2 separate regions of the Homo sapiens genome follow, and region 1 is linked to region 2. Evidence: read pairs that join two places in POLR2A ChIA-PET (ENCODE). Cell type or tissue: HepG2. All regions are shown on one strand. Region 1 holds the start of UBE2J2 (ubiquitin conjugating enzyme E2 J2). Region 2 overlaps LOC124903819 (a long non-coding RNA gene).

Region 1 (2,500 bases), 150 kb before region 2:
TCCTGCCCTCAGAGGGCAATCTCAGGGTTGAGAAGGTTACAGCCACCATCTGCCACCAACCTAGCTGCTTGTGCCGATCCCACTGGCCAAGGCCATCGGCTCTATGGCTAGAGGCCTGGGCAGCCTGTGTCCTGCTTACCAGAAGGCCACAGATGCGGGTGGGTGGGGTGGTGGGGTCTTGGCAAGACGTGCTGGCCACACCTGTCCGGGGCACCTTCTCCCTGGGGTGTGACTCAGCCATGCTCCTGAGCAGGGGCCTCTGAGTTGAGCCTCGCTGCAGTCTTCCCAGCTGCAGGGCCCCCACAGGTGTGCTGTCATCGCACACTACTGAGGGACAGACAAGGCAGAGCGGGCCTCCATCTGCCGCGGGCCACAGCCGTGAGTGTGCATGCGAGTGGATGTGCTGGTGCCTGTATCTGCGGCCGGTGTGGCTTCCCTCACATAACTTTCCATGCTGTGAAAACAGTTTGGCCTGCCCTGCATGGGAACGGCAGAGGCCTGAGAGGAGGCAGAGGAAGGAGGCTGGATGCTGAGATGTTCTCCGAAGGTGGAGCCGGTGACGGCAGTAATGGAGGCAGGCTGGATTCCCACGGGCTGAGGCTGCGTGGACACTCCTCCTGGCTTCTGCCCCACGGCCTGCAGCAACGTCTCAGACCCACCAAGGTGTCCCAGAGGGCCAGAGTCAGGGCTGAGCATGGACACAGCCTGCCCTCTGCCCGTAGCCACAGCGGGACTGACCCTCAATATTCAGCCACCTTGCTGACCTGTGGTTGTTCCTGAGAGGCAGTCAGGGTTGGGGCAAAGGAGAGGGCCACAGGCAGCCAGGTGGCGAGGTCCACCTCCTGATCCCCCACCAGGGGACCACCCTCAGCTCCCCGCTGTCCTCAGCGGCCTCTCAGGGAGGCGGTGGGCTGCGCGCCTGCCCCCAGCGTCCCACCCCAGCGCCCCGCCACCTACCGCTCTCTCCCAATGTGTCTGGGGTCAGAGAGAGGTGGAGAGGACGCAGCGCCCCGCGCTTTCTGCAGTCTGTCCAAGGGGAGGTCAGGGGCATCCCGGGGCTGGGCAGGCACCTGCAGGGGAGGGTGCTGCGGCGCGGACGTGGGTTGCAAAGAGATGCCACGCGTGTCACTCTCGGGTCCCTGAACGAGAGAGCTCTGAGCTCCCTGGAGCCCAACCCTCCACTGAGCCTCCAGGGGCCCGGGACGCTCCATGCCCGGGCCGCGCCGCGCCTCCCCTAAGGGCCGGGTGGGGCGTGGGAGCGGAGGACAAGGCGGGAGCCGGGAGGCGGGAGGGTCGGGGTTCTTTCTCCACCGGGGTCGCCCTCAGCCGGGCCTGCCGCCCTGGGCCGTGGCACATGGGGAGGGAAGCGCGCGGCTTCGGGGTCTGGGGCTCTCGCGCCCACTAACGGTGCCCGGAGCCGCCCGCCAGTGCGCAAGCGCCGCCCCGCCCCCCGCCCCATCCCCCACCCCGGGGTCGACGGCGACAGAGAGTCGTGGGCGCGGTCCGCCAGTCTGCCTAGAGCGGCCAGCCCTCCCCCTCCCTCCTCACCGCCCCGGACCGCGCACCGGAAGCAGAAGCTAGGCTGGTTCCGCCCCGCGAGCGGCCATCTTGGAGGCTGAGGCGGCGGCGGCGGCGCTGCGGCGGGTTCGGTGGGCCCAATCCCGGGGCGGTGCGGCTGTTTCGGGCGCGGGCCCCGCTTTTCCGCACCCTGCTCCGGCCTCGACTACGGCGAGCCTGAGCGCGGCGGCGGCCCACGCGCAGCGACAGGGAGAGGTGAGCGCGCTCGCAGGCCTGCGCCGGGTCCTCGGGCCCGCTCGTCCCCCCTGCCGGAGCCGGCCACAGCGGCGGCCCGGGGCTGCTGGGGACCCTGCGCGACGCTTCTCCGTTCGCGCCCGCCGCCCGCGGGGCCCCGGCCCGAGCCTGCCTGCGCGGAACCCGAGGTCGGTTACGGCGGGCTCCCGGAGCTCCGGGTCAGGGTCATGTCGGGGACTTGACCACTCGGCCGGGTTTCCCGTCAGCTGGGACACTTGCAGCTGCCCCAGGACGGGCAGCCTCGATCCTGGTTCGTCAGTGGATCACGGGAGTCTGTGTCGGGGGAGGGCTGCCGTCGAGCCCGCCGTCGCCTCGCCCCTGAACTGTTAGACTCCAGACTGCCCCGTAAACCCCGAGAGAAACGAGCGTGCCCGGGACTGTGCTTAGGGCCAGCGTTTCTGGGAAACCCGGGCGGTGACAGTGGGAGACCACCGCCGGCCGGCGAGTGAGACACGAGCCCGGAACAAGTCTCTAAGCGGCGCCGGGCCTCGCCATCCACACCTGCCAGTTCCCTGCATCCTTTCAGCCCCTGGCCAGGTGTCACCTCCTGGCGTCCTTTTCAGTGCCTGCCACTTAGTGCGTGTGTATTTAACTCTAGTCCGGTTGCCATCCTCTTGCCAGACCCAGATAGGAAGCGGCTGAAAGGTCGGGCCTCAGCCCGGTGGGAGGTGGGCAGCGAAGAGTGTAC
Region 2 (2,500 bases):
CTGGAGTCTGTCTATGGAGTCTGCTTGTTTGAAGGCTGCTGTGACTTTCTTATATTTATCAGCAAATTTTGGGGATTTTTTTCCAGCGGGCGAATGGCCCAGGGCTGGAAGCAGGGTCCGTGCTCCCCCGAGCTGCTCTCCTGGGCTTCTTGAGGGCTCAGCTCTCCGGAACGAGGTGGATTGAGGATGGGTCCCCTCCAAGTACACTCCACCCCAGGCCCAGCACGAAGGGTACAGAGGGCGAAAGTCTGGATGGGATACCCCAGCCTGGGAATCTGTGCTTGCCTGGGACTCTCAGCAGGAGGTTGGAAGAGGACGGAGGACCCAGGACTCTTTCTGCACAGGGCCTGGGCCATCCACTCTTTGCCCTGGGGTAACTTGAGGGCCTGTGGAGGAAACATCTTTCCTGGAATCCTGGCCTGAGAGGATGCTAAGGGTTAACCCCTGAGGCTGACCCCAAGGGCGTCCATTCCTGCATAAAAGGCCCAGCTCAGCCAGCCCCATCGGCCACCTCTGTCAGGGGAAGAGTGTAGCTCAGGTGAGGTGTCGGGCGGGCCCCTGCTGGCCTCAGAGTCCACCCCTGCAGGCCACACCTCGGCCGCGGCAGTCCCTTTGAAGGAGAGGAAGGCCTGGAGGAGAGGCCTCGAGGCAGACACACACCCTCCCCTGTCCCCGCCACGGTCCTCCGAGCTCCTCCATGCCTGCTTCTGTGGTAGAGGCTCCTGTGGGGGCAGCTGTACTGGGCCCTGAGACCAAGCACTTCCCTGTGGGGTCAACAGGCCACCTCACTGTCTGAGTGCCACCCTGGGGCGTCTTTCTGGGCCACAGCCCCGGGAGCCGGGAGCTCCTCCAGCACCATGGCCTTCCCTATCCTCTCATCAGAACAGAGAGAGCAGGCACGGGGGCCGTCTTGTACCACGCAGACCAGGCTCCAGCAGCCGGGGCTCCCACCGCCCCTGAACCGATCTGGGGACTCACGGTCAGAGGCCCCCCTTTCCCCACATCCCTCCTGCCTCCCCCAGGCGGACAGACCCCTCGGCCTCCACAGCCGCTCAGCGGCTGCCCTGGGGAAAGCCTTCCATGGCCTTCGTCCTGGTGAGCCCTTATTTGTCAAATAAATATTTGCCCAGGGTGGGGCTTGCCACTCAGGGTCAGGCATTAAATGAGCCTAAAGTCCGCGGAGCCTGCAGCAGTGCCGTGGCCCAGGCCAGCAGCAAGTGAGGGGGAGGCTGGACCAGGGGTCTCTGCCTGACCTGGATGCATCTTCCAGCGCTGAGCTCCTGACTCACAGAGACTCTGCAAGGCCAAGGGGTTCTTGGGGTCTGGAGAACGTGGAGACCCCGGAGCTGATGCGAGGCAGCCTCTCCCTGGGTGGGGCAGTGGGTGGCGAAGGGCCCCACCCTCAGCCTGCGAAGCTCCTTCCAAAGAGAACCTGCAGTGCCTGCCCTGCCTGTGCCCACAGGGCTGCAGTTTCCAATAGAACAGAGGCTGAGGGAACCCGGGAATGTGAGGTCTCAGAGGCAGCAACCCCACGCATGTGGCAGCCCCAAGCAGTGAGCGGACTGGGTGCAGGAGGAGGCCCCAACCACGCCCAGAATTCACGTGGCTTCCTGCATGAGTTAGCTGCTGCCGTGTAACAAGTGACCCCACATGCAGTGGCTGGAACATGCACGTTTACCACGTCTGCTTCCAGAGCTCAGAAACTCAGAGCTGTGGACGTAGCAGGAAGCACAATTGCGAAGTGGACAGGGTGGTGGTTTCTCAGAGCTCAACTGCAGGGCATGTGTGTGCATAGGTGTGTGCCCAGGTGTGTGTCCAGGTGTGTGTGCAGGTGTGTGCCCAGGCGTGTGTGCATAGGTGGGTGCCCAAGTGTGTGTGCAGGTGTGTGCTCAGGTGTGTATGCAGTGGTGTGCGCAGGTGTGTGCACAGGTGTGTGTTCTCAGGTGTGTATGCAGTGGTGTGCGCAGGTGTGTGCACAGGTGTGTGGCGTGTGTGCAGGTGTGTGCGCGCAGGAGTGTGCACAGGTGTGTGCTCAGGTGTGTGTGGCATGTGCGCAGGTGTGTGCAGGAGTGTGTGCAGGTGTGTGCGCAGGTGTGTGCAGGTGTGTGCCCAGGTGTGTGCTCAAGTGTATGTAGAGTGTGCGCAGGAGTGTGTGCAGGTGTGTGCTCAGGTGTGTGCTCAAGTGTTTGCAGATACGTGCTGAGGTGTGTGCGCAGGTGTGTGCTCAGGTGTGTGCAGATGTGTGCTCAGGTGTATGTGCAGGTGTGTGTGGTGTGCACAGGTGTGTGCATGGGGGTGTGGGTGGGGTGTGCTCAGGTGTGTGTGTAGGTGTGTGCACAGGTGAGTGCAGATGTGTGCTCAGGTGTGCGCAGGTGTGTTTTCAGGTGTGTGTGCAGGTGTGCTCAGGTTTGTGCACGGGTGTGTGGCGTGTGCACAGGTGTGTGTGCACAGGTGTGTGTGCAGGTGTGTGCACTGTGTGTGCAGGAGTGTGCGCAGGTGT

What was found. ChIA-PET counts read pairs that join two places held together with the same protein. Peaks named below come from ENCODE experiments on the same cell type or tissue, not always from the same donor. Only the 100,000 strongest peaks of a DNase experiment are listed, where the experiment ranks them.
Region 1: POLR2A ChIA-PET joins it to region 2 with 13 read pairs; 12 of 35 experiments call an interaction of 5 or more read pairs at or near these places.

Annotation. Positions count from the first base shown.
Region 1 is chr1:1,272,939-1,275,438 of GRCh38, reverse strand. It overlaps UBE2J2 (ubiquitin conjugating enzyme E2 J2), which reads left to right and starts at 1,585. Exons shown (of 7, transcript NM_058167.3): 1 at 1,585-1,773. LINC01786 (long intergenic non-protein coding RNA 1786) reads right to left here and starts at 1,437. Exons shown (of 3, transcript NR_185846.1): 1 at 958-1,437; 2 at 140-636. RefSeq lists enhancers at 101-739, 1,930-2,437, 2,438-2,500 and silencers at 951-1,000, 1,161-1,740. In HepG2, no CTCF peak of the experiment used is centred here; a DNase peak (open chromatin) is centred at 1,538; H3K4me3 peaks cover 1,891 bases.
Region 2 is chr1:1,123,532-1,126,031 of GRCh38, reverse strand. It overlaps LOC124903819 (a long non-coding RNA gene), which reads left to right. Exons shown (of 2, transcript XR_007065349.1): 2 at 1-2,500. Among named protein-coding and RNA genes, the nearest start is that of C1orf159, 8.7 kb to the right of the region's middle. RefSeq lists an enhancer at 2,257-2,500. In HepG2, no CTCF peak of the experiment used is centred here; DNase peaks (open chromatin) are centred at 591 and 1,131; H3K4me3 peaks cover 586 bases.